2 separate regions of the Homo sapiens genome follow, and region 2 is linked to region 1. A link is a loop called in an ENCODE intact Hi-C map of the cell type or tissue named here. Cell type or tissue: Caco-2. All regions are shown on one strand. Links, peaks and the distances in the headings refer to the core of each region. The heading gives the core; the rest is flanking DNA. Region 1 overlaps SORBS1 (sorbin and SH3 domain containing 1). Region 2 overlaps SORBS1 (sorbin and SH3 domain containing 1).

The links. A loop is a pair of places that touch in the nucleus more often than their neighbours do. Peaks named below come from ENCODE experiments on the same cell type or tissue, not always from the same donor. Only the 100,000 strongest peaks of a DNase experiment are listed, where the experiment ranks them.
Region 2: it touches region 1 in a loop (2.5-fold over the local background); 5 of 110 quality-filtered maps call a loop at or near these places.

The regions. Positions count from the first base shown.
Region 1 is chr10:95,470,437-95,486,461 of GRCh38, reverse strand. The region is part of intron 2 of SORBS1 (sorbin and SH3 domain containing 1); the gene reads left to right. Among named protein-coding and RNA genes, the nearest start is that of SORBS1, 83 kb to the left of the region's middle. In Caco-2, for the core only: no CTCF peak of the experiment used is centred there; DNase peaks (open chromatin) are centred at 5,301 and 6,313.
Region 2 is chr10:95,531,579-95,547,603 of GRCh38, reverse strand. The region is part of intron 1 of SORBS1 (sorbin and SH3 domain containing 1); the gene reads left to right. Among named protein-coding and RNA genes, the nearest start is that of SORBS1, 22 kb to the left of the region's middle. RefSeq lists enhancers at 7,375-7,876, 15,483-16,025. In Caco-2, for the core only: no CTCF peak of the experiment used is centred there; a DNase peak (open chromatin) is centred at 7,625.

The sequences.
Region 1 (16,025 bases), core at 3,258-7,257:
TATTTTCTTTTTTCAGCAGCTTTAGACAAATATGGATTTGAAATGAGGTGGTCGCCATGAGTTGAGCCACAGATTATGGCCATTTCAACTGAACATCTCACTGCTGCCCTTTAGAACAAGGTCTTCTTGCATTGTGGAACAGAACAGGATTTGGAATCCTTTGTGATTGATAGTTTCTAACCGCGGAGTTCAGACAAATTAAAAAGCAATCCAAACCCATTTTCTTTATCTTAAGAATTCCAGCTACCCTAGGAAAATGCTCAAAATAGAATTTGTATAAGTTGCCACCTCTCTGAAAGAGTAGGGTGGCAACTGAATTCTAATTCGGTGTCCAGAACCAATGATGCCAGTCACCACACTGCTGTTTGGAGTGTGTGCTATTGGGGGCAGCTTCTCAGGGGTCATTGTCTAGAAGTATCTCCCTGGGCTGCCATATTGCTTTATATCACCAGAGGTTCATAAGGCCACTTTCTGGCCAAAGTTATTGTGACCTACAATGACATGATATCCATTTCACACAACAGCGACATCTCTTAGGTGTTGGTGTTTCTCCAAGAGATTTACACATTTGCATTTGTACTTTTTAAACAAACAGGAAGTTGTAGCACATTTGCCAGCCACATGTAAAAACAAGATACTTTCTCTTTTTCCATCTAGTGACTACAAATAGAGAGTGGAATACATTTTTTGTCTTTCCTTTTTTTTTCTTTTTTTTTGCCCTGGTTTGGAGAAGTAAACATTAAATTGTGTTGGGGTCGTCACTAAAACAAGGAGATCAGCATCATCTCCGGTGATTACTGCTCGTCATGGGAAGAAATCATTCTGATTGTTCCACTGACTAATTTAGACAAGGCACCATTTGATGCCTACTTCACAGCAGTGCCCTCATCCTGCTGTCTCCTTATCAACATAGAGATGACTCACTCCATGTTTTTCTCACTCAGAGAGAATTTCTCTAGTCTACTGATTATGGCAGTGATTAAATAAAAAATGATTCCTGCAGAGGTGTGCTTGAAAAAAATGATTGTATTATTTGTGCTTGTTGAACTTTGGATAATTCAGCATTCACTATTATAATCAGTAAGATATTGGTTTTTAGGCTTTTTGGGTAAAGGGTCAGGAACCCCTTTAAGGTACATATGCACGTACACAATTTCCATGTATAACACTTCTACATTTTTAGGAGATGACATTCCCCTGCCCAGTTACCATGCTTAGTCACACATCCCATGCTAAATGTGCTTCTGGATAGCTCTGTGTGGCAGGTAGGTGCCTGCTGTAAAAGATGGCTTTTCTGATTAGATCTAGGTGAAAGACTGGGGAAGATAGCTATGTTCAAGGCAGCCTAACTTCAATAAAATTTACAACTTCCAGAATTGTCCCAACATGGACTCAAAAGTTGGAAATAGTCTCTTATATGAGTTGCTAATCCTTTTAATTTAAAAAGGAAGCAGAAGCACCTTTACACTTTTTGTTTCCTTTCTATTTGAGACAGGGTCTCGCACTGTTGTCCCGGCTGGAGTGCAGTGGTGCGATTATGGCTCATTGCAGCCTCGACCTCCCAGGCTCAAACAGTCTTCCCAATCAGCCCCGTTAGTAACTGGGACTGCAGGTGTGCGCCACCATGCCCAGCTAATTTTTGTATTTTTTTGTACAGACAGGATTTCACCATGTTGGCTAGGCTGGTCTTGAACTCCTAGGCTCAAGCTGTGCACCCACCTCTGCCTCCCAAAGTGCTGGGATTACAGGTGTGAGCCACCACGCCCAGCCCCTTTTTGTTTTCTAACAGCTAATTTCATTTTCCAGCAGATTTCATGTTTCTGGACATTGTATTTATTTGTTCCCTGAATTTATCATATTTATAGCATTTTGTCTTCTGTGGCCAGATTGCAAGCTAGCTGGCCACAAAACACCAGTGTTTTAAAAGTTTTTAAAGTAGTGGCCAGAGTTTTAAAAATCAGAAAATCTTACATAATTTGATTTCTAACTACTCATGAAAAACTAGAATATCTAGCAGTACTGGGCTCTATTCTTGCATGGGACAGTGGGCTGGAATGGAACAGAGGTTGCCCCCTCAGGAGGGAGTCCAATTTGCTGTGGTCCCCACATCACCTGTTTGCTACCTGTTTGATCCTCTCAGGCTTTTGGTTTTGTCACCCCTGACTTACTGTTCGTTTAAAATCTTATCCTAAAAAATCAAGAGATCTTTAGGTTCAACAAAACAACCTTTTTTTTTGTTGAAATGGAGTCTCACTCTGTTGCCCAGGCTGGAGTGCAGTGGTGTGATCTCGGCTCACTGCAACCTCCGCCTCCCAGGTTCAAGCGATTCTTATGCTTCAGCCTCCCCAGTAGCTGGGACCACAGGTTGCACCACCATGCCCAGCTAATTTTTGTATTTTTAGTAGAGATGGGGTTTCGTCATGTTGGCCAGGCTGGTCTCGAACTGGTCTCAACCTCAAGCTATCCGCCCACCTCAGCTTCCCAAGGTGCTGGGATTACAGGTGTGAGCCACCACGCCCAGCCTGATACCTCTCTTTTTAAATAAGGAAACTAAAATTTAAATGATAGGGAAAAAAATGTTGGGACAGTAGGGTGAAACAAATATTTTTTTCTTTAAATAAATTTGTGTGTTTTATGGCTGGGCCTGGTGGCTGATGCCTGTAATCCCAGCACTTTGGGAGGCCGAGGTGGGCGGATCACCTGAGATGAGGAGTTCAAGACCAGCCTGGCCAACATAGTGAAATCCCGTCTCTACTAAAAATACAAAAAAATTAGCCAGGCATGGTGGCGGGCACCCATAATCCCAGCTATTCAGGAGGCTGAGGCAGGAGAATTGCTTGAACCTGGGAGGCAAAGTTTGCAGTGAGCCGAGATGGCGCCATTGCATTGCACTCCAGCCTGGGCAGCAAGAGCAAAACTACATCTAAAAAAAAAAAAGAAAGAATGGAATTTGTGTGTTTTTAACTAAGAGGAAGGAAAGAAAGCAACAATGTAATTTTTAAAAAGTATTCTTTACAAATATCAAGTCATTATATTAGTTTTGAAACATATAATGTCCTTTGTATAATGTGATTTACTCACAAAAATACCATGTTGGGAACATTTATACAAATTTACTAATTACATTTGCTCTTAAATATTTTCATTTTATTTTTCAAATAGAAGTGAACTACTGAACTCAAAGGAGTTGAATGTTTCTTAGGTTTTTTTCCTTTTAATAGACAAAAATATAAAACTGGACAACAGAAGTCACCAGTGTTTTAATGAAACAAAGAATTAGTTTTTGGGTCTGGTACCTTCTAAAGCATCTGTAGATTTTAGAAAAGGAATTTCACACCACCACCACCACCAAGAAAGCCCAACCAACCTAAAACTTGAATAACTGAACTTAATCCGAGTCATTCCTATTTTATGAGCCATCATGATCCACAGTTTCTGTTTCTTCTCATGTCGTCGTTTCCTTTCTGAAATCATTCTTGTAGACTGCTGAAGACTAAATGCTAGCCCAGATGGAGACTGAATTTCAACCTTTTTCATTTTTGGCTTCTTGGTTTTGGGGTGAGAGTTCATCAGACTGTTGGTATACGTGACTTGCCACCAACTCTACAGCAACCTGCTGTCTCTGAGCTTTAGTTGTTTCTGAGATAAATGAGATCATGTCTGGGCCTTCCTCAAGCTCTGACATTCTAGAATTCCACTATTCTGTCACATACTGCACATACTCAGTGCTGGGTAAACCTGGAGTACTGGCCATGTAACAACTTCTGTGGGGTTCAAAGGGCAGAGTCTCAGTAGAGATGGGTTCCTAATGTCATCGTTTATTTCTCATGGCTGCCAGTAATAAACACGAAAGAAGAACTAAATATAGTGAGTTATGTACTCACCAGCTCATGGTATTATCCTGAACTTGCCGCACTGAGAGGAAATTCTGTAGCTCTGTTTAGTAGATGGTACAGAGTAAACCCCAGGCAGAGAGTTTTCATCTTCTTGTCATCCCGCAGAATATTTCTGATGACTAGAGCTCTCAGGTCTGTAAGCCTACCCGTCTTCACCGGTGCTCATGAGACTTGGACTACCCTAATACTTGGATTTTACAATCCTGGGTTATATTGTTTCTTAATTTTTTTTTGTGGTGGGTCCAAAGCCAGTTGAACACCATCTCTTGGCTCTGATGAGTCAAAATTGTGACCAGGACAAAAATTAAATGGCACAGAGGCTTTAGCAGAGAAAACAAAACATTTTGTAGAACATGCTCAGCACAGGATGGTGTAATGGAGGCTGCAGGGGGTGTTTTGCTGTGGGCCTGTGTTAGCAGTCATTGGCTAAGAGCTTATAATGGCACTTAGAGCATGGTACAAATGTATATACACACCCACAAAGTATAGTGTACTATATGTGCAATATACTAAACCTGTTGTGCTTGTATTTTATACTAAATATATTGTTTTAGGAAGTTATTTCCAAAATAGCCAAAATACATCATTAGAATGATTCAGCACTGCTCAGGTTGGCATTAAGTGGGCTGTGTGTGTAGGAGCAAAGGAGGGACCAGAGTTTTGAAAACTCTGGTTTTAGAAAGGATCTTCTTGGCTGAATTCTAGACTGTGTTCCTGGTTCCTAAGCCTGATAATACTGTGTATTTTGCAGCTCTTTAGATTGCCTCAAATTCATTGATTTGTTTATTCATTTATTCAACCAACACATATGGAGTAGCTCTAATATTTACACAGGGCCTTTTGGCATGCGGAGTACATTCATATACCTTATCCCACCTAAGTGTGCTTGTTTCAGAGCCCAGTCACATGCATGGGCAACAGCCTGCATTGATGCATTGATTGATGAATGCAATCTCTATTTCTTCATAGAGTGTTTCTCTTTGCTTTCTGTTGTGCTTGTAAGCAGAGATATACGTGGTTTTGTCTGCACCATGTAGAAAGGAACTTAGGACAGGTGGGCAGGAGGGTTGCTATGGGAGTTGTGCTGGACAGTCATTCCCAGGAACAGAGGAGGTAGGAATCATCGACTAAGCATGAGATTGGGGTGGGTGGGAGGGATGTGATTGTGGCTTTGAGGAAGATGGAAACTATTTGGAACAGCTGACATGGGTTGGGCATTGGGGGCTGAGCAAGAGCTGAAAGCAAGGCCTGCTGGGTGACTGAGTGGAAGCTTCTGTGTCAGCAGGTGTGGCCTGGATGTGTAGGGCGGCAGGTGGAGCTAGATGAGACTCAGGGACAAAAGGAGAGGGCTGGGGGCAGGGGTGGGATGGTTGCTTGGCTGTTGACATAAGGGGACTTGGAGGAGCTGTTTCTGACCCTGATGTGGCCATATAGGGAGTTGTTGAGGTGAACAGCAGGGGAGGTACAGGGGCCCCGGGGGTGCTTGGCAGTAGCTTTTCTTAGTTTGGCTTATAAGGCCTTTGATCTCTTAGCACTCCTCCCACCCCACATGCCCTACTGGGCCATTCCTGAGTGCATACTATCATGTGTACATACTATTCCTTTTTTTCTTTCCTTTGGCCTAATTACCTCCTACCTCAAGTGTTAGCCCAGGAATCACTCCCGGGCAACTGTTTCTGATTGCTGTCTGCCCTCTCCTCTGCTGGAACCCTTCACCCTGTGCATGCATCTCTCCCTTTGTACTGTACAGACTCATTTGTAAGTCTCTCGCATATGTGGATTGGAAGGTTCCTTGGGTGCAAGATTGTGCCTCGTACCCAGCGGAGGACCTGGCATGCAGAATGTGTTCATGAAATGCTTGCTGAGTGGATGCATAACTCTTTTGTTGCATCATTAGTAGCATAACAGAATGATAGAGCTGAAAGACACCTACAAGATCAGCTAGTCTAAGTCATTTGTTTCATAGTTCACAGAGAATTGAAACTCAGAGGGGTTGAATGCCTGGCCTGAAGTCACACAGCTTGTCCTAGGCTGAGCCAGGACTCAAGTTCACCTCCTCTGACTCCAAATGCCATGCTCTTTCCACCACACCACAGTGTTCTCCAAATGTCTTTTATGTGTGTGAAGACAGCAGCCCTCTGCGTCTGCTTAGTGCCTGGATACAGCCTAATATCACTATTCGTACTGTTATCTAACTTTTCTCATCGGGAGGAAAACTATGTTCTGACCACGCGGGGAGCTTTTCCTCTGCGTGCATGGAGCCAGGTTTACAACAGGCCTTACCTCACTGCTTCCCCTTCCCTTTCCGGTTTGTCCTAGTTTATCTTTGGGCAGGGTAAGCATCAGCAACTGTTTCTAAGTAAATAGAGGAATTGCAGATTCAGGATTTGTGGTTTCAAGTATTCAGTGTCTTTTGCTTCAGCCCGTCCCCTCCTGGCTGCCATCACTGCCTCCCCTGTCTCCACATTGCCCCGATTTAGCATGTGTTGAAGACTGGTAGTGCACGATGGAGGTTTCTTTCTTGGGGCAAGCAGAAGAACCAACAGAGCATTGAAAAGGGAATCTTTGAGAGAGAGAGAGAGAGAGAGAGAGAGAGAGAGAGAGAGAGTGGGCATGTCTCCGAACCATTTTGTGTCAGTTAAAAAAAACAAACCAAAGTATATCTGCTGGTTTCTGGACCCATCCCTGGAAGATGGCATACAAGACGGCCATCTAGAAATGCTTGTTTGTACACCTCCCTTCTCCAAAGTGCGTCTCCGAGCTTTTGAGCAACACTGATGTTTAGTATGTTCTGTTTAGGGTTAAATTTGCAGCGTGACTGAGGCTGGGGTGTGGCTAGTTCCCTTACAGCCTGTCCATGGATGACGCAGTTTTGTGAGGTTGGTTCCAGATCGCCACGGATCATCTGACCTCTCTCCCCATCACCCTGGTCTGAAGTACCTCAGGGTCAGTTCCAGGACTGAATGCTGGGAGTGGGGCTGATTGGTTTGAACCTTTGGTCTCCTCTGTTAATTAACTAAACAGTGCATGGCTAAAAATGTCGCTTTGGGGAAAAGGGCTCTGAAGAACAGTCTTTAAATCCTTCACCACTTTAAGGAGCTCTGCAATATTGTTTCCCTTAGCGCTTGTATATTCCCCTCACCTTTTTTTTTTTTTTTTTTTTTAAAGTAAGAAGATGATGTACGATCTTCCCTTTAGCTTGGAAATCCTATGGCTTGGAACAAGCCCGGTGTCTTCAGTCTTAGAGATTTCTGAAGCCACTTTGGACCTTCTTCGCTTCTAGCCACATGGGAGCCTGTGTCTGATCCTCCCTGGGCTGGTCTTGAGTTCCAGGCATTGAGCTGGAAGTACATCAGCCAAGGATTTGGCTGTGTCAGGAAGTATTTTGATTTGCTATATTCTCTGCTTGGCATCTACTCATTTCCTTCAGGGACGTCCCCTTCCTTGGAAAAAATAGCTCCAAAGATGCTTGTCTCACTGATGAGCTAAGAAGGAGTTCCAACCAGGCGTTTCCATTCAGGGATCTTGGCTTGGCAGTCACAGGTCACTGAGTGAGAAGGGTGTCACCACACTTAAAATATTCTTAACATCCCCCTTCCCCTCCTGCCAGCAGTGGTCTTTATGCTGGCTAGTTTTGAGAATGACAGTCTGGAGACTGATCCAGCTTGGACTAGCAGGCCTTAACAAGCATGTATTTCTAAGGTGTCAGCCATCACACTGCTTGGCTGTGACCTTTAGGGGATATCCTAAGTGGCAGCCTTCCTTGCACCCTAACCTCAAGCTCTCCTCTCCTCCAGATGTGCATAATTTTCCTGTGTGGTGCCAGGGAACTGTGGTTATAAATGAGAGAGAAGGGGCTCTGTGGGGGTCCCAGAACTGTGTTGGGATCCTGTCTGTGAAGTTACGCTCATCTGAGCTACTGGTCTAATTCTATTTTTAAAAAGGGAAATTAATTGATACCTTTTGACAGTGAGCCTGTGTCAGTTTTTGGAGTGACACCAAAATAGAGTCATCACTTTCTTTTCATAGGTATTCATCTATTTAATATTCCAGGCTAGAATTCTTCAGGATGTTGATCCCAAGCTTCTTAGTGTATACTTCTAGACCCTTCTTAGTGTTAATTATTTAGTTCCTCAATTTCATCACCTTTCCTTTTCTCAGAGGTTTCTGAAGGATTACTGATAGTGATTCATCAGTGACAGTTCAGATTCTTTTAGCTGTCTATGGATGTGGTTCACCTGAGCCTGAAAACCCAAAAAGGAGTAGCTCTCACTTAAAGGGGCTGCGACTCTCCTAGCTCCACACCTGTCTTCTGCCTCAGTCACCTCTTACCAGAGTCTCCCTTTCCAGTAAGATCATTCTCATAGTTGGTGGAGGTGGAAACAACACGAGGAAGAGTGGCTTCTCTTATAATATGACGAGGGCTTCTTCAAGCAGGTCTGTTATCATACGCTTTGTTTTCTTCTTGGTCTGATCATAGATTTTTAAAAAAGAACCTCCAAAACAAAAAACCTAATGGTTATTTCAATTTCTTATGTTTTAACTCTTCCCAGACCTTAGAACAAGCTTGTCCAACCCAAGGCCTGCAGGCTGTATGTGGCCCAGGACAGCTTTGAATGTGGCCCAGCACAAATCTGTAAACTTTCTTAAAACAATATGGGATGTGTGTGTGTGTGTGTGTGTGTGTGTGTGTGTGTTGTTTTGTTTTAGCTCATCAGCTATCACTAGCATTAGTGTATTTTATGTGTGGCCCAAAACAATTCTTCTTCTTCCAATATGGCCCAGGGAAGCCAAAAGATTGGACACCCCTGCCTTAGCCTTTTGGACTTTCCTCTGACCATAAATGCTGCTGTCCTTTGTTCAGCTTTGACTCCATTCCTTCTTCCTGTGGCCTAGACATGCAAATAGGGCATTCCAATGTTAGGAGTGCTTTGCAGCCCCTTAAAAGATTTTCTAGTGCTTTCCTGGCTCCCAAATTTCCCCACCCTCTTTGGACCACAGAGTTTTTCTCCAAGCTCAGATAACCTCTGACTCCTCATTTGCCCTTCCAAAAACTTTGCTTCTCCCCATGGTGTTCTCTCTAATTTTAAGCTGTGACTGGCTTTCTGGGCTCCCAGGCATAACCATACAGGGCTGTGTTAGTGACTCAGATCAGGATTCAGCTGTGCTGACCACCCAGAACTTATTCCCACTCCTACTCCCCAAGAGACCAGCTCTTCAGGACTCCCACCCAGGGCAGGGCTGGGTGGGTCCACCAATGCCTCTGCCAGGGTTGAGTTCTCCAGGACCATCTGGGCCTCTCCCTGAGCTGAGGTACAAGACCGAGGCTGCCCAGCCCCTAGGTCAGAGACGAAAGGAAGGAACAGGCTAGGGGTGGGCTGGCAGAGAGTTCAGGCTCCCTGAGCTGGGAGTATTTGGGGAAGGGAAAAGAGGAGGAGGTCGGAAAGTTTGTGATGACTCTGAAGACTCTCAGGTTTGTCCCGGGGGGACTCAGGCCGCCAAACTGTTCACTTTTCTGCAGCTCGGTGTTGGGAGTGTGCTCTCTTTTGGAGTCACCCATCCTATTTTGGGATGACTGAGTCAAAGGAGTAGCTCTATCTTGGTGCCTGGAAGTGCCTCACATTTCCTCATTTTAGACTTGCCATTCTTTTCTTAAGGTGCTTTTCTTAAGGTGCTTAAGAAAAGCACCTTAATTCCATTATTAAAGATTCAGGATCATTAAGACTCAGGCTGGATTGAAATTTATCTCTTTACTGTCTATGGAAAAAGATTTAAGGAGAAAAATCACTGTGAGGGATGTCGATTTAGGAAAGCTTTCTAAAGAACCCACTTTAGGAATGTGCATTTGCATACAAACAATGAAAGTGCTAATTAAAATGATTCTCACATCATCATTTTAGCAGTGCAGGGACTGCTGCTTGGCAACACTTATGAAGTGGAAATGAGTGTACTTTGAAAATAATAAAATATTGTTCCATCCATTGAATCCACTAAGACATTAGGTCCTTTTATTTGCAAGGCACTGTGCTAGAACCACTGTGTGTGTTTGTATTGGTCAAGAGTATAAAACCTAGTCCTTGCTCTCTAGGGTGACCAACTGAGGGGTTTCCCTGGGATAAAAGACTATCAGGAAAGCCCGGGAAGAACCAGGTTGAATTGGGCCAAACCTACCTCGGGAGTTGAAAGGCTGGTAGGACTGAACAATGTTCCTCAAATATTTCACCTGTTGAGATAGGCCACACCTGTTCACATTGTTTTAGAAACAGCATTTTGCCCTGTAGGACGTTTTTGCCCTGGAAATTGAGTAGTCTAATTCCCTTTTAAAGCAAGAGCCCAACATTTAAAATATTTCTGTCATCATTGTCGTTATTGGCATCAGCTATCACTGGGCACCTGCTGTTTGAGGCTGGGACTTTGCCCTGGAGAGTGGGGGTGGGGCTGATCTGGCCTGGAGATGATGTGAAAACCTTTTAGCTCCTGGGCGAATAACTGCCACCTTATCTTTTTTTAAAAAAAGAATAGTGTTTTAGAACACGGAGCCTGGAGCGCAGTAGATGCAGAGTCAATATTTGTGGATTGAAGTTTATTAACTTTGTGGTTGAGAGTTCAGGGTCTGCAGTCACATAGACTTAAGTTTCAAATCCTGGCTCTGCCATTTGCCTGCTCGATGATCTTGGCTTGTGACTTACCTCTCTGAGCCTCATTTTCTTCATTTGTGAAATTGAGATAAACATAAATTTAGTTATTATATAATATTAATGTTCATATGATAATTATGACAGGCTGCATATTGTGGTATATAGTACCACAAACTCGAGTCAGGCTGCTAAAGTTCAAATCCCCCTTCCTAGTATCATAACTTCCAGCAAGTTATTGAACCTCTCTGGGCCTTAATTTTCTTATCTACAAAACAAGGATAATAATAGTACCTTTACAGAGGGTTGTTAGATGTGAGAATTGTCAAGCACCTCATCCCAGCCATAAGAAAACATTATATACATGTTTGCTAAACCTTAAAGACTGTGAAACTATTATTAATTATTTCATTTTGGTTCTTATAGAAATCCTGTGAGGTTAGATACAGGGCAAGTATTACTCCCCACTGCCTCATTCCCTATTTGTTGTTATTGCTTGTTTCGTATTTGAGGGGGAAAAATGGAGTTCTGAAAGGTTAAAGTGGTTGGCTGAAGGGAACCTGGCTAGTAAATGTTATAACTGAAACTAGAACCCATGGTACTTGCTATAAAAGATACAGGTGTGCCTATACACATTTATCGAGGGCATGAAGATATTAAGGCTTTACTGTAATAAATCTGAAGACAAGTGACTAGGGTATCTCCCTCTTCTGCACCACCACCCCCACCACCATGTGCCAGATCTGCTGGCATACTGCTAACTGATGTTCTTTGTGAATGATGGCATTGAGCTTGTGCCCTCTCATTGGGTCTCTGGGGCTTACTGAGGCAGCCAGTTTAAACCTCTTACAGATTCTAACTGCATTAAAGTTAGTGTTACCTGCTCTCTGGCTGGACTTCCTTTGGAGACCAGAAGATTCTACTATATTCCAATACCTGATTTCAGAACCCCTTAGGGGAGCCATGTCATTTGCGGGAAGCTCAGGCTTAAATAGGAATGCTCCCCTCCCCCTACCTTTCTGTTTGCAATAGAAACTCTTTATTGCTCTTGAGAAACTTAATTAGGAGAACCATATATCAGGGAGTGTAAACATAGCTTTAAAACACTTGCCAATCTCTTGTCACCTAGGCAGTTATCTTTAGATTAAAACGTTCTCATGTTTGTTCACAAACATGGGCACTTTAAAACATGCTGCCACATGAGGGGTTAAAACATAAATATTATCCTATATGAGCAAAGAAAGGTGCTTTAGTACTTAAGTCCTATTTTTGAGCTGTGGAATTCAATTCCTTCCTGTTGCCAGCTGAACCTGGGGCTCTGATGTATTAGATGAAAATATATTCCTATCTTCAAACGTGGACAACAGGACATTCTGTCCTCCAAATTTCAGTGTTTGAATTGGGTGTTACAGGAAACTTGGCACCCTCTCTTTTCAAAATAATAAACAGACATGATGTGGCTTCATGTTTCATCTGATGGGGCTTAGATGCTATTGCCTCATAAAGGCTGATTCACAGACAAATGGAGACTAATTATAGTAGCTTAAAAATAATATCGCTGTTTAAATTTGGCAAGGCAAGATGCCTCGCATGCTTTGTAGGACACGAGAGACTCCGTTTCTTTGGTGGCATGGAGGTGACATACCCATTTCTATTTCAGCCACACAGTGGTGGTGCTGGTTCATTACCTGCCATGTTTATTTTTTTTAAGGATTTCTTATGATCTCTCACATATACCCATGCACAAACATTGAACTCTCTCTTCCTATAATCTTTACAGGGAGTTCTTTCCTGCTATCTGTCCACTGCATTTTTAAGAAACAAATGTCTGGGCTGAGGAAAGTGAATGGCTTTTTGTTTTTTTTTCTAAGCATTTCAGAATCTCTACTGTGAAAAATTGCAGGAAGTTATTCACTTCTCTCTAAGGAATGGATAGAGGATGTCTGTCATAAGAGACCATTCTGATTACTTTTATTCTATCCATCTTCCCCAAAACTGTGCATTAGGTTGGAAAACAGTTTTAATTTGTTTTTGAATTTGCTTTAAATAAGTAGGTGATATACAAAATTGACCATGTGCAAAATTTAAAAATTAGTAAAAATGTTTTCAGTGAAAAGTAAATCTTCTACCTCTCTCATATCTAGGATCTAGGTACCTCTCTTTGGAAGAAATCCTGAGCACCATTTTATTCTATACTATTCTGGAGATTTTCTAGATATTTATAAATATGTATGTGTGTGTGTATATATATATTATATGTAGTTCATACAAATGGCACATATTATCTACAATTTTTTTTTTTTGAGACAGAGTCTCACTCTGTCGCCCAAGGTGGAATACAATGGTGTGATTTTGGCTCACTGCGACCTCCACCTCCCAGGTTCAAGCGATTCTCCTGCCTCAGCCTCCCGAGTAGCTGGGATTACAGGTGCCTGCCACCACGCCCAGCTAATTTTTGTATTTAATAGAAACAGGGTTTCACCATATTGGTCAGGCTGGTCTTGAACTCCTGACCTCAGGTGATCCACCCACCTTGGCCTCCCAAAGTGCTGGGATTACAGGCGTGAGCCACCGTGCCCGGTGATCTACAATATTTTGAACCATTTTTATTTAACTGTAATCTTGGAGATCATTCCACATCACACATTGAGATACCTCATTCTCTTTAACAGCTGTCTAGTTTTCCATTGAGTAGAAGTGCCATAATACATAAACAATTGCCTATGAACGGTAGTTAGGCTGTCTTAATCTTTTGTCCATAAAATCATTATATAATGAATAATTTTGTACATCTACTGTAGGATAGGTGGTCTGTCTCAGTGGTTACAAGCAGGGCTCTGGAGCCCAAGGGCCTGAGTTTAAACCCTAGTTTCTTCGTTTACTTTTTTTTTTTTTTTTTTGAGATGGAATCTTTCTCTGTCACCCAGGCTGGAGTGCAGTGGCGCAATCTCAGCTCACTGCAACCTCCGCCTCCCAGGTTCAAGCAATTCTCCGCCTCAGCCTCCTGATTAGCTGGGATTATAGGCACACGCCACAATGCCCGGCTAATTTTTTTTGTATGTTTAGTAGAGATAGGGATTCACCATATTGGCCAGGCTGGTCTTGAACTTCTGACCTCAAGTGATCCGCCCACCTTGGCCTGCCAGAGTGCTGGGATTACAGGCGTGAGCCACCGTGCCCGGCTCTTCATTTACTATTGAGGTATATATGGTCTTGGCCAGTTACTTTATCTGTCTGTGTCTAAGTGTCCTCATTTGTAAGATAGTATTTATCTTGTCGGTAGGATGTAACGGTTAAAATCACTAGTCTATCTAAGCTTATAGACCTGTGCTGGACATGTAGACAGGCCTGTTTGTATTTACTAGTGTTGTTTCATATGATCTGGAAACACATGAATCCTAAGCTATTCTTATCTCTGCCTGTTTCTGAACCATCTCAGTAGCTTTCAGAAGCCATACCACAGTTGTTGGGTCTGTGGGTTACATCGGTCTCCTTGATTTATTCAGATGTCACATTTGTCCTCCTGTCCTTCATCATTCCCTTGTTACTTTTGTGTAACATCCTGGAGAATAAGGAAGATGGTTTTTCAGGCCACTGTACTCATGGGTTCAAACCCCTTTAGAGGCATAAAATGTATTGTCAGTGGTGATAATTTTAAACAAATGGTCTGACTCCCCTCCCAACCCCAACCGCTGCCGCTCCATTCATAGTTAATTTAGAATCTTACAATACTTAAATATTTACATTTAGGCAAATATATAGCTCATGTGTATGTATGTCTCGATATTTAGTGAATTATTTCATCATGTTTTAAGTTATAAGTTGAATCTTTGGAAAAGACTGCAAAGTGTCCTCACCCTGTTTTAGTCGACTTTGGAGGTGGATGTTCCAGGGCCTTACATCACCTTAAAAGACTACCAGTTGGATTTAGACAAACCAGAGCTAAAATTGCCACATCGGGGTTTGTTAGCTGTCTGACCATGGGCAAGTCACTTAAGCTTCCAAAGCTTTGGTTCTCCATTTACAAATTGTTCCACCTCATGGAGCTTTATGAGGATAACAGGAGAGAGTAGGTGAAGGACTCAGCAGTATGCAGCACAGGGCAGGTGCTCAAGGGCCATCTGTTCTTCCCTTCCCTCTCCTGCCTTCCACTTCCTCCTGTCACTGCCTCACGGTCCCCTAGAAGTACCCTCCTTCACCCTTTCTTTTTGACACAGGATCTTGCTCTGTCACCCAGGCTGGAGTGCAGTGGTGTGATCAGAGCTCACTGCAGCCTCACCCTCCTAGGCTCAGCTGATCTTCCTGCTCAGCCTCCCAAGTAGCTTGGACTACAGGCGTGTACCACCATGCCCAGCTAATTTTTATTTTTATTTTTCGTAGAGATGGGGTCTCACTATGTTTCCCAGGCTGGTCTCAAACTCCTGGGCTCAAGCAATCCTCCCACCTGGGCCTCCCAAAGTGCTGGGATTACAGGTGTGAGCCACTGCTCCTGACCCCTCCTCCACCCTAACCTCAGCGTTCCTCCTCTCCACTCTCCTCCTGACTCATGCCCTATGATTTACCAGTGCGCTTTTTCTGCCTTTACTGGGAGGGCAGTTTACAGCTCAATTGTTGTCAATAGCATCCTACCTTAAATGTTAACCAAATGTTCAATGAATAAATGCCTGTACATGAGTGAATTAGAGGCAGGCTTATCATCTCCCTACTCCAAAGAAGTCATTACTATTTCTCTGACAGCAGTAACTAGCAACAGCTTTGCAAAATCAGAATTGGGGGCACAGTGGTGAATGGTAGCCCCTGAAGTGATAATAGAGCATGGTATTTTCAACCTTGATTATTCCTTTGAAGCATTTTGCCATGGCCCACTCACAAAATCCTTTCCCCAGATTTTTTTTTTTTTCCAAGACAGAGTCTTGCTCTGTCGCCCAGGCTGGAGTGCAATGGCGTGATCTTGGCTCACTGCAACCTCTGCCTCCTGGGTTCAAGCAATTCTCCTGCCTCAGCCTCCCGAGTAGCTGGGATTGCAGGCACCTGCCACCACGCCCAGCTAATTTTTTGTATTTTTAGCAGAGGCAGGGTTTCGCCATGTTGGCCAGGCTGGTCTTAAACTCCTGAATTCAGGTGATCCGCCCACCTCAGTCTCCCAAAGTGCTGGGATTACAGGTGTGAGCCACCGTGCCCCGCCCTTTCCCCAGATTCTATTGCTTGTTGTTTGGGAATGCAGCAGGACATAGAGGCGATGTCAAGAAACTGTTTCATCTCATCGAAGCTCTATTAGAAAGGCACTTGCATGAGAACTATTTTGACTACTTTGCTCCCCACTTTCCAAGGAAAGCATGAACTGTTGACTTGCAGATTTAGTGGTCCTTGGTTTAGGTTGTTGGGGATGGACTACAAGGCAGTGGGGGTGGTGACCTGAGGAAGTAAAGCTGCAGATGGAAAGGGAGCAGGAAGACCTTTGCTAACTCCTCCAAATCACTTATTTGTAGAGGAA
Region 2 (16,025 bases), core at 5,647-9,646, 59 kb before region 1:
CCGCCACCACACCCGGCTAATTTTTTGTATTTTTAGTAGAGATGGGGTTTCACCATGTTGGCCATGCTGGTCTTGGTCTCCTGACCTCAGGTGATACACCCCCTCGGCCTCCCAAAGTGCTGGGATTATAGGTATGAGCCACTGTGCTCAGCCAAGAAGTAGTTTAACAGAGCAGTCTCATCAACACTGTAGACATGGGCCCCACCCTGCAGGTGTTTATTTCTTCATGAACACCCAGAGGGCAGGGCTCTTGTCTTCCACAACAGACATCAACAGTGCATTTCAGGCTATGAAATAGGAAGGTTCTAGTATGATACAGTGCGTGTGGAGGTGCAGGTAGTGAGGGTGCTCTAGAGGTACATAATGGATGTGGCACCTTGCCTCAGCCAGGGGAGGCACACAGGGAAAGTACTATAATAGGCCAGTGATGTATCTGAGGTCAGGTGTCTAGTAGTGGCAGACCCTGAGCTGACCTGTGAGGAGACTGTTCCTAGCAAGCCTGATTCTCAGCATGGCATAGAAATACAGGTTCTCCCTGAGTACCAGTGATCAGGAGTATTGAGTGCTTGGCCGGGTGCGGTGGCTTACGCCTATAATCCTGGCACTTTGGGAGGCTGAGGTGAATGGATCACCTGAACTCAGGAGTTTGAGACCAGCCTGGGCAATATGGTGAAACCCTTTCTCTAATAAAATTTAAAAAATTTGCAGGTGTGGTGGCACGCGCCTGTAGTCCCAGCTGTTCGGGAGGCTGAGGGATGAGAATCGCTTGAACCCAGGAGGCAGATGTTGCAGTGAGCAGAGATCATGCCACTGCACTCTAGCCTGGGCGACAGAGCAAGACTCTGTCTCAAAAACAAACAAAAAAAGAAGTATTGAGTGCTTGAGGCTTCACCTATGGTACAGTTTGGATGTGTGTCCCCACTCAAATCTCATATTGAAACATAATTCCTAATGTTGGAGGGGGGCCTGGTGGGAGGGGATTGGATTGTAGGGGCAGTTTCTCATGAGTGGTTTAGTATCATCCTGTTGGTACTGTCCTCATGATAGTGAGTGAGTTCTTGTGAGACCTGGTCATTTAACAGTGTGCAGCCCCTCCCTCTTTGCTCTTTTGCTCCTGCCCTGGCCATGTGACATGCCTGCTCCATGCCTGCTCCTCCTTCACCTTCTGCCTTGATTGTCAGTTTCCTGAGGCCTCCCTAGAAGCCGAGCAGATGCCAGCATCATGCTTCCTGTACAGCCTGCAGAACCATGAACCAATTAAACCTCTCTTGTTTATAAATTACCTAGTCTCAGGTATTTCTTTATAGCAATGCAAGAAAGGACTGATACAGCCTGTAACTGGCTTTGCCAATCCATTCTTGTTTGGGCCTTGATGTTCCATCATCTTGGGTGGTGGTCTAGCTTATAACAGTTATGATAGGAATGGGTGCTTAGTAGATCCCGGAATTGTTCTTCTGTTTGCATGTCAGTGTGAAAGCTCATTACACATTTATATAATAGCTTATGCATTGATCATTAACATCAACCTGTGGGCTGACCTCGGTTTCCTAGTATGAAAGGCCACTAGGACATACCTTGTGAAATTCAGTTTCTCTTATTGCCTGGAGTCTGTGTGGAACCTGGTGGCTGAGCATATGAGCAGTATGTCTGATGTGTAAAAAGATAATTCATTTGCATATTGCTTTTCTCCACTTAGAATTTATCTTCAGTTGGGGCAGATCCAGTGTTGGGTGACTGTTTCCTGTGAGCATGGAATTATGGCCAGGGGTTGTAATTGCTTATAACAAATTGACAGGGAGGAAAATGGGACTGTTTGCCTGGTACGTTGATGTAAGGGAGTCTTTCCAGTGCTGCTGTAAGATATACAGTGCTGAGTCTTCTGGGCTTGGGCCTTTGTTTCTCTCCCTTTTTTTTTTTTTTCAAGATGGAGTTTCACTCTGCCACCCAGGCTGGAGTACAGTGGCATGATCTTGGCTCACTGTAGCCTCCGCCTCCTGGGTTCAAGCGATTCTCCTGCCTCAGCCTCCTGAGTAGCTGGGACTACAGGCGCCTGCCAACACTCCCGGCTACTTTTTTTGTTTTTAATAGAGGCAGGGTTTCACCATGTTGACCAGGCTGGTCTCGAACTCCTGATCTGCCCACCTCGGCCTTCCGAAGTGCTGGGATTATAGGTGTGAGCGACCACAGGGCCTTTCTTTGTAGACAGTGCACACAGGAGGCTGGCGATAGGAGACTGGGCAGAGTCTAGAAGCCAGGGATGAGGTAAGAAAGGCTGGAACTGGAGCTGGGAGATCTGAGTTGCTGCCCCAGTGGCCTTGCCAGTGGGGAATCTGGGTGGAGAGGTGAGGCAGGAGTGGGAACTGCTTTTAAGCAGGACAAAGTGAATAGAGGCTCTGGAGAAGGAAAGCAAAATCCCAACAGGGACAGAAATGAGAGTAGCTGGAGAAAGCTGGAGCTTGGGAGAGCTGAGGGCCTAAGCAGGGTTTGGTGGTTGCTGAAAATCAAGTTGCCAGGCCCATGAACCGAGGCCAAGGCAATGTTAGGCCTTTTAGGACTATTTTGTGTTTGCTTTGCAGGGCCTCTATGTTGGACGTGGTACATTAGTGAGCCAGCAATGGCAGGTGTGAGGGGGCGAGGCCCCCTAGGAACTGGGAAATATTAGTCATGCCTGAGCACTGTTAGAAGATACGGCTTCTCATCAAGACAGCTGCTCCGGGAGGAGGGTCTGCAGCCGCCAGCCTGCATTACAGTTTATGTTCTTGGTTTTGTCTTTAATTATTAAAGGCACGGGCTATTTAAATACTCACCTGAAGCATCATTGTGAGTAATTTTCCCTTCCTGGGGTCAAAGGAGCTCCAGCAGGGAAGGGGTTTGGTGGCCTATGGTTCTGGGTTCTCCAGGTGCTTCCCTCAAGGAATGCAAGGATGTCATGAGGACGTTGTAAGATGCCCTTGACAGTAGGGTGCAGACCTCCCTGGGCTGTCTTGCAGATTGGCATTTATTTTGAGTGAGTCCTTAATTTGAGGAGTATAGGGTGTTCCCTTTTATCATAGGCAAGGAAGAAACAGTGCTGTTAGAAGATGTAAAATATTTAACACTCTCTTTAAAAAATTAACTGTCCAGGAACCTTTGATTGCTGGTGCCTATGGCAACATGCATGGTTTTCAGGAGTGTCTTCTCGGAGTCCCTGGGCTCCTCAGAAGGGGTGATATGGGGGTCCATGGGTTAGGGGTGATGTGAGGGTCCAGTCTTGGGAGGGCTGGCTGGGAGGCCAAGAGCCCACCTGTTCTGCTTGGCTTAGAGGCTGGGCAGTAGCAGGGCTGAGCCACTGCCTCAGAGGGTGGTAGTCGGGGGTGGTCTGTTTTGACAAGTGGAGAGGAGTGAAGGGGAGAAGGAGAGCTCGCCATCCTTCTTGGGCTTGCTGAGTTTATGCATTTGTTTTGTTTTACTGGCCTCTGTTAGTCCCTGGTGCCTACCGTTCTCCGTCCAGCCTCAGGACTTTTGCGCATGTGGTTTCCTTAGCCTGGAATGTAAAGGGAGCCTTCCTTCCTGACCTGGTTCGTGCCTCTTACCCCTCAGATCTCACCTGGAGCGTCATGTTCTGGGGAAATTATCTCTGGCCCTGCTTCCTAGGTGACACTCTCCTGTTTGAGGGCTCTTATGGTTCGGTGGTCTTTGTTACACTTTTTTGGAAAATCATTGTTTGCCCACCCTACCAGCCTGTAGGGTTATGACAACAGTGGCCAGGGCTCTTTCTTGTCACCAGTATGTCCCCAGTACCTAGCACGGGCCTGGCCTACAGAGGGGCCCCACTATCTGTTAAGTAAATTAATTCATTTTTTCATTTATTATGTTTTGGGTTCGGTAGAGATCCTGGGAATACAACGAGAATGAAACACCCCTGCTGTCCTCACCGAGCTCCTAAACTAGAGCAGTAGATAAGCAGTGCTCAAGATAGCCATTGAGGGCAGGAAGAAAGCTTTATCAGTTGGAGTTCTGTTTATGCTTTAACTAAAGGAAAGACTTAGCTTTCCTATTTATAGGAGTACAGATTTATAATTACTTTGTAAGTATCCTCAAAACTATTTCACAAATAGGAAGGTGTGATCAAAAAGTTTGGAGACTACTGGTCTGAAGGGAGAGGTAGGAAAATGAAAGGGTTTTTTTGTTTGTTTGTTTTTTGTTTTGTTTTGTTTTGTTTTTTGAGACAGAGTTTCTCTCTTGTTGCCCAGGCTGGAGTACAATGGTGCGATCTTAGCTCACTGCAACCTTCGCCTCCCAGGTTCAAGTGATTCTCCTGGCTCAGCCTCCTGAGTAGCTAGGATTATAGTCGAAAGGGTTTTTATGCCAAAGTGTGATGAACAATATGTTAGGGCAAGTACAGGGTGCCATGAGGGCATGTGGGTTGGGGGGTGAGCTGGAATCCAACCAGAGGACAGAGGGACCGGCACATGCAAGGGCAGGCTTAGTGGATTGGGAGAAGGGCACATACTTTAGTAAGGCAGGAGGAGGGCTTGCTACTGGGATTGGGAGGGGTTAAGAGTTAGGATTACTAAGAGAGATGAGACTGGGCCCCTGCCTGCAGCATGGGCATAGTCTAGCAGTGGTGCAAATGTGCCTTAGGAGAGACACAGCATGAGGAATACTTGGCATTCAGAAGAGGGTATATATTTTGCTTAGCAGGGATCGGGCCTGGTCATGCTTTAAAAATGGAACATGCTCAAGATCACAGAGGCCCCTCTCTTCATTGTAGAAGGGGAAGAGGAGGGTGCTGGAGGTTGACTTCAAGGCTCTTTAAAGCCCATCTCAGGAGAATGACATTCTCCTTGGTCTCCTGCTACCCAGTGGGATTTTTATCCTAATGTGATTTAGACCCCTCCTCAGGTTTTATTCTGCAGGTTACAACATTGTATAGGAACAAGAAAATGGCGTATGGTATATGTAAATAAGCATATTTGGTGTGTTTACTTACCTGTGTAATCACGCACACTCCCTTCTTTTCTTTGTTTGTTTTCAAGTCCCAGGGCTTGAAGTAATTACGTAATTAGAATCCACAAAGAGTATGGCGAGATAAGGTGTAATTAAAGAGGAAAGCCTAATTTTGGAAGAATGATAAGAGGTCATTTGACTCAGTCTGGGCCCAAATCCAATCTTGGAAGAACAGTGAGAGGTCATTTGGATGTAGGCAGCTTGAGGCCACCCAGGAGCCCAGACTGGCCTCAGAATTGGACAGATTCTGTTTCAGTTCACTGTGAAAGCCACTCATTGAGCATCCTCTTGGTATAGGGTATTGTGGGAGGCCCAGCTATGAGTAAGGAACAGAAGTCCTAGATCTCAGGGAGGACATGGGGAAATAGGGCCTGAGAGTAAAGTGGAGAGATGGCTCCTGGGGACAGGGTGGGGGGCGGTGTGGGGAAGGATTCACAGAACAGGTAGCATTTAACTTGTGCTTTGAAATGTAAGGAGGGTTTCAAGAACATGGACAAGAACTTTCTGGGTCTATTGGAGACACTCAGATAATATTTGTGGGATGAATGCCAGGCTGAGGTTGGAGGCAGAAGGAACATGGCCATATTGGTGGATGGTCATTTTGCAGTTTGGTGATGAGGTCAAGCTTGTACAGCTCAGACAGTGTAGTGACAACTCACAGCCAGGAGGCCAACAGGCTTAGGCCCTGAGTGTGTAGTGAGGATTGTGTGCAGAGGAGTCAGAGAGCACTGCGGGGGTCATGGGAGGCCTCCTTGTGGAGGGAAACTTGGACAGAGCCTTGAAGGACCAATAGGAGGGAGGAAAGGGGAGAAGGAAGGACCCTCCAAAGGAAGGGAATGACATGGGTACCTAGAGAGGGATTAGAGAGGAGATAATCCCCGCAAGAGGGGAGGGGTACATAGGGGAGCAGGGTGAAACCAGCTTGGCAGGGGTGGGTAAGACTGGTTTCTGGGGGTTGGGCATGTTGGGCAGGACAGGATTGATCCAGTGGGATAGAGGAGCCATGGCAGATTGTTGGACAGGTGAGTGGCATGAAAAAGGCATGTTAGGGCCAGAGGAATCTGGCCCTGGTGGGTGGGATGGGCTCTGGGGAGCTCAGCCTCAGCTCCTGGGCATGAGGTGGTAGGGACCAGGCAGTAGGCTTGGGAGGTTGGGGCCCTCTGCAGTTTCTTATCACGGAAGGGTTCTGGTCTTGGATGAGAGAAATAAGGCAAGGGAGGAGCTGGAGGTATTTGCAAGGTCCCAGCCTGGGAGAATGGAGATACTTGAGACAGGAGGGGTACCCGCTGTTGGGGAAAGAGGGCGTGAGTGGGGACTTGGTATGTTGAGGGCCCCAAGATCCCTCTTCTAACCCCCAGTTGTGATCTAGTGGAGAGACCTCAGGCCAGTCCCTTCATCTCCTGAGCTCCATTTCATTGTCAGCAGGAGTCACTGCCTTTACGGTTCCATCTCATCTCAGTGCAGTCATTGCAGCCCTGGGCTCAGGCAAGGGGAAGGGTCTAGGCTGAGGATTTGTGAGGCCATCCCTTAGAGGTGAGAGGAGAAACACATTGTCCTGTTCCTTGTTCTCCTGGAGTGAGCAGGAGCCTGGGGGAGGGCCTCTGGCTGACCAGCTTGGATGAGGAGTTGTGGGGAAGAAGGGGCTGTCCTGACTCAACCAGCCCATCTCAGGGTGGTTTTGAGACTCTTTGACGAAGGGGTGTATGAATTCTAAGTTTATGCAGATGTTGAGGTATGTGCACTATTCTGGGGCACAGCAGGGAAGGGGTTAATCTTCCTGAATTTGCAGAAAGGAAATTCTCAAGGTAGGGAACTGATGGCTAGTGACCTCCTACCTAACCTCCACAAAGCTAGTCTTTGGGAAACTTAAGGCCTTCGGTCTTTAGAGACAGAGTCTACAGGGAGGGCTTCCTGGCAGAGGAGGACTTGGACAGAGCCATGAAGGATGAATAGTATGTGAGAAAGGAGAGAAGAAAGAACTTTCCAGAATGACATGGAGTTATAGTACAAAATTCACAGAAGAGATTCCAGAAAGGAAGGCATATGTTTTTGAATACCTAGTATGCCTACCAGCTCTGTTTGTCAGGTGCTTTCATGATCTTTGTCTTGTTATCTTTACACCATTTCTGCCTCTCTTATTAGCCCATGTTACAGATAAGGCAGTAGGATTAGAGGGGTGAACCACTTTGCCCAAGGTCTCAGTGGTAGGGTGGGATTTCATTTTATTCAGATTTCTGACTCCAATGGCAACAAATAGCCATGCCACTATATTCTGCTGGCTCTCTGGGAATATAGGAACAACAGATAATGATTTGTCTACATGACTTTATTCCCAAGTTAAACACTTACCTAAAACGCGGCTGCGGCTGCCACCCCTGCTGCAGCTTTGCAGTACTGTGCAAGACCTTAGAGGCCAGTGATGGGAGGCCGTTAGAGCTCCTCTGAGTCTGAAACCCTCATTTATAGATGAGGAAACTGAGGCCCACAAAGGAGAAGAGAATGTGCCAAGGTTAGGGGCAGAATGGGAATGAGAACTAGAGGAGTCTGGAGACTTTGGCGCTTGTGGCTGTTTAAAGGCCCCCTAGGCTCCCTGTGTAAAAGTATGTTTTTAGACAACAATGGGAACCTTTGTCTGGAGGGTTGGTCTGACCAGGGTTGAATATGAAAGGGTCTGTGTGTATGTGTGTTTCTTTCCTTTGCTTTAACCTCAGATACCTTTGAACTAGCAGGAAGGATTCTTTCAGACCAAAGGTTAAGACTAAAGGCATTTAACAGGTGGAAAGAGCATAGGAAGGAGGGGGAAGATCAGAAGCCACAGAAATAGAAGACTAAACTCCAGGCTTGGATAAAAGGAATTTTCCAAGCCTGTAAATAATCACTAACGTTTATTGAACACCCACTGTGCCAGGCAGTCTTTACATGTCATTTTATGTAACTGCCATCGCTTCCCCATGAGGTAGGTGCTGTTTAATTGTTCCCATTTTGCAGATGAAGGAACTGAGGCTCCAAGAGTCTAAGTGACCTATTTAAAGTCATGGAATTAGTACAATGTAGAGCCAGGACTCCAACTCACCAGATCCTAAACTCTCCCTTTAACTCCCAAGGCATTTTATTGGACTAGGTGCTCCCAGGTGCCTGAGCATATGAGGATATATGAAATAGCAAACTTAGGGAGGTCATCCTTTGGCAATGGTTCTCATGGGGATGTGGATTTTACCCCTAGGAGACATTTGGCAGTGTCTAGAGTCATTTTTGGTTGTCACAAATCTTACTGGCATATAATAGGTAGAGGCCAAGCATGCTTCCGAACATCTTAGAGTGGACAAGATAGCTCCTCGTAACAGAGTTACCCCATGCAGAATGTCAGCAGTGCTGAGGTTGAGAAACTCTGGCCTTTGGGATCCTGGTTGTATCGTTACCACTCAGAGCACAGTGCTAGTGGAAGGTCCCATCTGAGGAACTTGAGTTGTTGCTTTAGCTCTAGAGACTTAAATTGTACCTTACTGAATATTTATAGTTTGGGTTTGTCACTGACTGAGACTTGATGGGCCAAGGTGGGGCTAGTGGTGGGTAGAGGCTGGAAAGAAAAATTCTAGCAAGGTGTGACCAGCCATGGTGGCCTAGGGCTGCATCTTAGTTGCAGCAGGTGAGAGGTGGTTGGGGTCCACTCCAGGCTGCTGAGAATTGATTTGCTCACTTCATATGTAACTGAAATAAGAATTCAGATGCAGCTAATTGTGCTTTTGTAAAATTTATTTTTATTTTTTTGTGAGACAGGGTCTTGCTTTGTCACCCAGGCTGGAGTTCAGTGGCACAATCACAGCTCATTGCAGCCTCAACCTCCTGGGCTCAAGTGATCCTCCTGGCTTGGCTTCCCAAAATGCTGTAATTGTGCTATTTTTTAAAAAAATTAAGTTATTGCTCTGACTACTCAGCATCAGAAACCTCCGAGGAAGGGTTACATGTTGCAGATACACTCAGATACAAGTATGCTGCTTGCCAAATTCCTCTGTTACCAGTTACTGTTTAATCTAACTCGAGTCAGCCCCTATCCACTTGGAGAATAGCGCACAAATGTGGGGAGCCCCAGGACCCTTGGCTTTTACTGGAGCCTCCCATGCTGAACTGGTCAGTCAGAGCAGCCCGTCTCCTGAGGGCAGTGCTGAGGAAAGGGGCCACTGCGTTACCCTGACTGCTGTTGCTTTCCGCTCCCTCTTCCAGGTCAGACATGGAAAGGTGGCTCTGTGGACATATCTCAGATGGTGACCTCCCCAGGCCTAATTTCTGCCCCAGCGCAGCCGCTCCCTCTGTAACACTGATTGAGTGCTAGCACTGCCTTGTCAAGCATCTGCTGTGGCCACAGACACATAATTATGGCCCTGCCTTCACCTTGCCGGCCACTTCCTTTCTATCACCTGGGACTCACCCCAAGGCCTCTTTCATGAAGCTCTCTGATCCCTCCAACTAACAGTGTCCCTTCACAAGCACCTTTTTTTTTTTTTGGAGACAAAGTCTCACTCTGTCCCCCAGGCTACAGTGTAGTGGTGCGATCATGGCTCACTGCAGCCTCAACCTCCTGGGCTCAAGTGATCCTCCTACTTCAGCCTCCCAAGTCACTGGACTGCAGGTGTGAGCCACCATGCTTGGCTAATTTTTTTTGGAGAGATGGGGTTTCGCCATGTTGCCAAGGCTGGTCTCGAACTCCTGAGTTCAAGTGATCCGTCCACCTTGGCCTTGCAGAATGCTGGGATTACAGGTGTGAGCCACCACACCGGCCTCTTTTGGCTTTTTATCCAGTCATTAAATTCTGAGTCTTTCCTGGATCACCTTCTGACCTCTCCAGTGGCCCAGCCACTCACTAGCTGTGTGACCGCAGGTGAAGCAGCACAGCACTGAATCACTTCCCTTCCAGCATCAGGGTGGAATGAGAGTCATAGTTGTGGGACCTGGGGTGTTGTTCCTCTCAGGTCAGTGGAAATTCAGGTTCTCCTTTGATCTCATACAGATTAATGGAGAATTGAGAACTAGTTGTTAGCAAACTCTCTTCAGATTAAGTAAGTAAGCTTCTTTAATATTAATTCTTCACCTAGCAAATGTTTGTTGAGTACCCGCTCTACCCAGGGGCGTGTGATAGGTTTAGCAGGGGTGGGAAATGGACCTCTTTGGCCTAGCCCTCAAGGAGCTTACTACAGCCTTGTGGGGTGGTGGTTGTGTCTGTTCAAAACCATAACAGGGTGGCTTCTCCAGCATGTCACTGTGTGTCTTCCTTAGGACCAATTATCACGGTTATGTGAGTGTGCATGCACCTCCCCCAACACTTGAATTAAAGTTTCAGGGAGATGGAATTTTTTCAGTCTTTTTCACCATGTGCCATAACAAGCAGGCAGTACATATTTGTTGGATGAATGCAGTAATGAATGATACTAGTTAAATTCTGTTTTGAATGCAGGGTGAGATTTAGACCTACCTAGATGGATAAGGGGGCGTTACAGACTGGTGGGGATGGGGATGGGTGGAGGCAGGAGGAGGGACTGCCGTGAGCAAATGGACAGAGACAGTGAAGCCCAAGGCATGCTGGGCACCTGCAGGCCCACTGTGATTAGACCATGTGGCACAGTCAGAACGCAAAAAGACTGTGAAGTAAGTCGGACCCAGATGGTGGAGAATCTTGAATTCAAGCCGTTAGAGGGATTGGATTTATTCTATATAGTAGGATGACCTTGTGGTCCAGTTTCCCAGGGTGCTTCGTCCCAATGTGACTATTACTAGTGCCCCCTTTTCCTCTTAAGTGTCCCTGCTTGGATGATAAATTACATGGTCTTGCAATCCTCAAGGCCATATGGCACCCCTGAAGGTTTCACAGTGGGCCATGGTCAAGCTGGTCTTAGGAAGGTCAGTGTCCACAGTGCCTGCTGGAGTCTAGGGGCAGGAGATGAGATGTCTCCTGGTCTAGGCACTTCAGGCCTTAGCTGGAGGAGCTGTAGTGACTTCTGAAAGGAGGAGATGGTTACAAAAGAGATTAAAAATCCAAGTGACACCCACACATGGTCTCTAAAAAGGCTCCAAAGTGGCTCTTCCAGCATAGACCCATTCTAAAGTTCAGGGATCCCGGACAGGCATTTTTCTAACTTGAGGTTATGACTGATTAAAAAAAACCCCCAAAAAACCAAAAAAAACATTGTGCCTACTTCCTGAGCAATTAGAAGTTAAGAGAAGCTTCTGCCCAGCCTCTAAAATGGCCTGGTGGAACTCACTGGTATTCACTTTCCTAAACCCCGGCATTGTTCCTTGGAATTCAAAATAGGTTATGAATGTGCTTGATGTCAGGAAAGATAAATCTGTGAGGAGGACTGTAGTCAATACATTTCCTTTTTAAGTAGAAACAATATAAAGAGCTTAATTCAGCCCTGAATCAATCTCACTTTGTTGCCATGATTGTGTAAAACCTGAACTGCTTTACGTCTGTCTTACAATGTTTATATTCCCCTGATGTTCCCCGTCTCAGCCGGCCGTGCAGAGTCCCAGCCTTTTTAGGCCATGCACGGCTCTCTCTTCTTGAGGCTGTTTTCTTGTGTGCTGCCAAAGGGCTGTGCGACGAGCAGTGATTTTATTTCATATCTAGGGGTTCTCTTCAGGGTGGCTATTCAGTGGTGCCCGCAAATGAGCTTCCTTGTCTAAGCAAGTTGGAAGGCTAAATTCTTTTGCCTTTTCCTTTCCATTAAAAGATTATTAAATGTAAAAATAGTTTGATACATACACATGGTTTGGAAATTAAGGCACTATAAAAATGTATACATTGAAAAATTTCATTCTTACCCCTGCTGGGTCCCCTATACTCCCTCCCTCACCCCACCTCCATTAGCTGGAATGAACTAGTTTGTCCAGAGCAGTTCCGGTTTACCTTCTTTGTTCCAGTGAATGATCAATCACACCCTCTTTCATTTTCAAAAGTGTCCCAGTTTAGGTGATGAATTATATATTATCCAACAGATAGGTAGTTACTTTTATCAGTTTCTTGCGTATCCTTCCAAGATTTCTATATGCAGATACATACATGGGGAATGTGTATAATATATATATATTGCTTTTGCCTCTTAACAATGGATCCTAGAAAACTCTTATCAGTACAAATGGAGTGTCTTCATTCTGCTAAACTGTCTTTGGAGAGTAATGTTTGTAGAGACTGATAGTTAGTTGCCTTTCCCTTGGTTTATCAGTTTAATTGCTGTTTAGGGCCTGCTTCTCTTTATCTAGAGAGAGATGGTAGGCTATAGGAAGTGAAGGCAGATTCCTTCACTTAGGAAAACCCAGTTCAGTAGTAAACCCATCCAGGATGCATTTGTGAAGCACCAACTTTATGCCTCCCTAACATGGTACTAGGCACTTTGGATGAAGTGGTCTCTTCTTCATCTCCACTTGTTCACATCCTTCAAGTTCTAGCTCAGATGCCTTAGCCCTCATGAAGCTTTCCCTGATTTGCTGGCCAGAATTCCTGGGCATCTGTATCCATCTACTCATCCATCCATCTCTCCACCCATCATCCATCCATTCATTTATCCATTTCATCAACTAGTGCTTATTGAGTCCCTCCTTGTACCAGGACTTGTGCTAGATATGTGAGGATGAACGAGATGTTGAGTCTCTTGCTACGGGAGACAGACAGATATGGTGCAGTGTGGTAGCTGCAATGATAGTTATATGCCGAGGGTGTTGGGGAAGCACAGAGTGGAGGGTGCCTGATCACTGAACTTGGGAGTGTAGGGAGGTCTTCTGAAGAGGACACTTCCCCTAATGGTACTTGCTTTTCACTTTCTCCTCTGTGTTTGCCTTATCCTCACTGTTAGACTGAGATGCTTCGTGCTTTCTTCAGCTCTGGCCCCCTCCCTTGTCACTGCAACCCCTAGTGTAGCCTTCTTCATTTAATAGTCACTCAAATACTTATTGAATGGGGAAAAAAAGCCAAAATGAATTAAATAGGCCTACCCGAAGGATCTTAACATCAAAAAGAGCAGGTGAGATGTTCTTTGCTGCCCTTGGCCTTCACGGTTTATTCACACAACTCATGTCCTGAAAGGGCTTCTCTAAATTGGTGCTGATGCCTCCTTCCAGTCTCCTTTTATCCACACCACACAGTCTCTGCCCCCTGATCATCCCTTAGCATTGCCATGGTAGGAAACCCCTATGACTCTGACTAGTGTTGAAGGAGCTGCATGGGCCGGGCGCGGTGGCTCGTGCTTGTAATCCCAGGACTTTGGGAGGCCGAGGAGGGCGGATCATGAGGTCAGGCATTTGAGACCGGCTTGGCCAGCACAGTGAAACCCTGTCTCTGCTAAAAACACAAAAATTAGCTGGGCATGGTGGCAGGCACCGGTAATCCCAGCGACTCGGGAGGCTGAGGCAGGAGAGTCGATTGAACCCGGGAGGTGGAGGTTGCGGTGAGCCGAGATCACGCCACTGCACTCCAGCCTGGGTGACAGAGCTAGACTCCATGTCAAAAAAAAAAAAAAAAAAAGGAAAAAGCTGCATGATTGGGGGCCCCAAGTCCCACCCCCTCTCTGGTCTTGGTTTACTCTTGGAATTAGGGGCATAGCTGTGACCCCTTAGGATTTCTGGATATTTGACATTTCAAAAACAATGATTTCTAGACAGCCTGGTGGCTCAGCCAGCTCCTTCTTTTATCTTCTTCTAATAAATCCAGCTTCCTTTGCCATTTCCTGGTGCCACAGGGGGTGATCTGTCCAGGATAAGAGATAGCCAGGCCAGGAAAATGACCTTTTAATAAAGTTAAAATGGCCACCGGGAGAGCGGGACGGCCAGTCATGTGGCCGTGAGCCTGTTTGCTGTGCTGTGTGCTGAGGTCCACAAGAACAGAGGTCCAGGTAGACTCCAGCTGTGCAGCTGTGGAGGCAACCAGCAGCAGTGGGTTGTCCTGGGAGAGAATTTTGGCTGAATGTTAGCAGACGGTTTCCTAAAACCACGCAGAAGCAGCCTTTTAGGGGAAGAGGTGCTATTTGTTTGACAGCTCATCACTCCCCTTTTGGTTGTCCTCATCTGTTCTTTCTGCAGTTTTTCACAAGTGAAAAAGTGGGATGGTGTTTCTCTGGTAAGTCCATTTTGGACTGTGGCATAGTGTTGTCTGTGTGCCTGGCATTGCACTGGACATCTCTACATTCCATTAAATCACTGGTTCTTAAACTTGGGGAGCGTAAGAATCCCCTGGGGTGCTTGTTAAAAATGCATATTACTCTCTGGTGGACCCAAAACTCGTGATTTTTAATATATTCCCTAGGTTATGCAGGTCATACCCAGATTTTTTCAGCTGCAAGTCAGAAACCCTAAGTCAGATTGGCTATGTTTTGCAGTGGGCAGGCCTATGCGAACCTACCCCCAAAGTTCAAGGATGCTGACAGGCTGAAGAAAGAGGCTGATTTATCTAGTTTCTCAGAAAGAAACATTCAATAGGGACTTATGAACAGAAACCATGTCTGTGTCTCGGATGGTGGTGAGACAAGATGGTGGATCCCTGCGCTATTACCCCCAAGACCCAGGGTTTATATACGGTACCATAGGGAGGGAGTGACTTACGAAGGGATGTGTAGGACATTTGAAGCATGATAATATCAAGGTTGTTTTCACCTAAGGGCAGGATTTATGTACAGTCTCTTAGACAAAGAAGAACCGATACACTGGAAATCTTAGAGGCCTTCCATGAACAGTGGTTAATCAGAAGTCAATGTGATGGATTAACATTCAAGATGGAGTTGTCTAGCCTGCACAGGATGACAATAGGGAAATTCATTGTCTTTCAAACAGGAGTGGTTTCATGTGGACTGCAATGTGAATCATGCCCCCTGGAGTTGTGCAATGGGGCCATTCTTAATCCAGACACTGGGCGGGTTTGGGATTGATTGTTTCAGTGGCTTGGTGATGTCAACAAGACCCCAGCTTCTTCTCATCTCTGTCATCCTTGGCATTATCTTCATTTGCAAGCTGGGAATGAGACAGCCACAGCATTTCCAAGCATCTCAGACACAACATTCTTGGAAAGAAGGGTATAAATGGATTCTGGTGCTTCTTCTCAGGAGTCAGGAAGCTTTTGGAGGCACCACCAGCTCTCTTCTCATCATGCCCTCTTGGCTGGAGTTGGGTTACATGTCTTCCCTGAGTCAATCACTGTTGACTGAAAGGGGATCCCATTTCCTGAGCCATCTGGAGGTGGGGTGGGTACCTGAACAGAGTGGAGGCTCTGTCAGGAAGGAAGGAGCAGGAACCAGAGGCCGGGAAGGTTCCCAGCAGGGCCTGAGGTGCAGGGGGTGTGCAGGCCACCCTTGGAGAAACCCTTCCTTCCACCATCCTGGACAGCTGGGGGTTGTTGGTGAGGTTATCTGTGTCGTGCAGATGAGGAAGTGAGGCTCAGTGAGGGTTAGTGGCTTGTCTTAGATAACAGGCCTTGTAGGTTGTGGGGGTTGGGACTGAGGGAACCTGGGGCATTTGAGAGGCCTTTTTAGCCCCAAGAGAGTAACCATCCCCTTTTGCCTTCCTAAGGTGTCCAAGCTGCCCCCTTCATTTCTGATTTCTCCTCCATGACTGCATTTATTTGTGGCAGGAGGCTTTCCTGAGTATTTCTTATGGGACGAAATCTCAGGGCATGAGAAAAATACATATACTGTGTTTTCCCCTCCAAGTTGACTTTGCCTGAAAGTAATTGAAATAATATCAGTTCCTATTCGGGGAGAGAGTTAAAATAATAAAACGTAACTTAAGAGGTCGTTGTTAGGATTTAAGGTCACACAATGCACATGTTGGCCCCTGTGCATGTTATCTTAAATCCTAACAACAATCCCTTAAGTTAGGTTTTATTATTTATATTGTGTGGTGGGGAAACTGAGACCTGGGAAGGTGAAGTTGACTGTGGTGGATTGCACAGCTCGTCTTCGGGGGTGGACCCGGGACGGGGGCTGCCTCGTTGAAAGTCCGTGCTGCTTCTCCATGCCACGCTGTGGCTTATCAGCAGCCACCAGCCTTGTTTTGCCCCT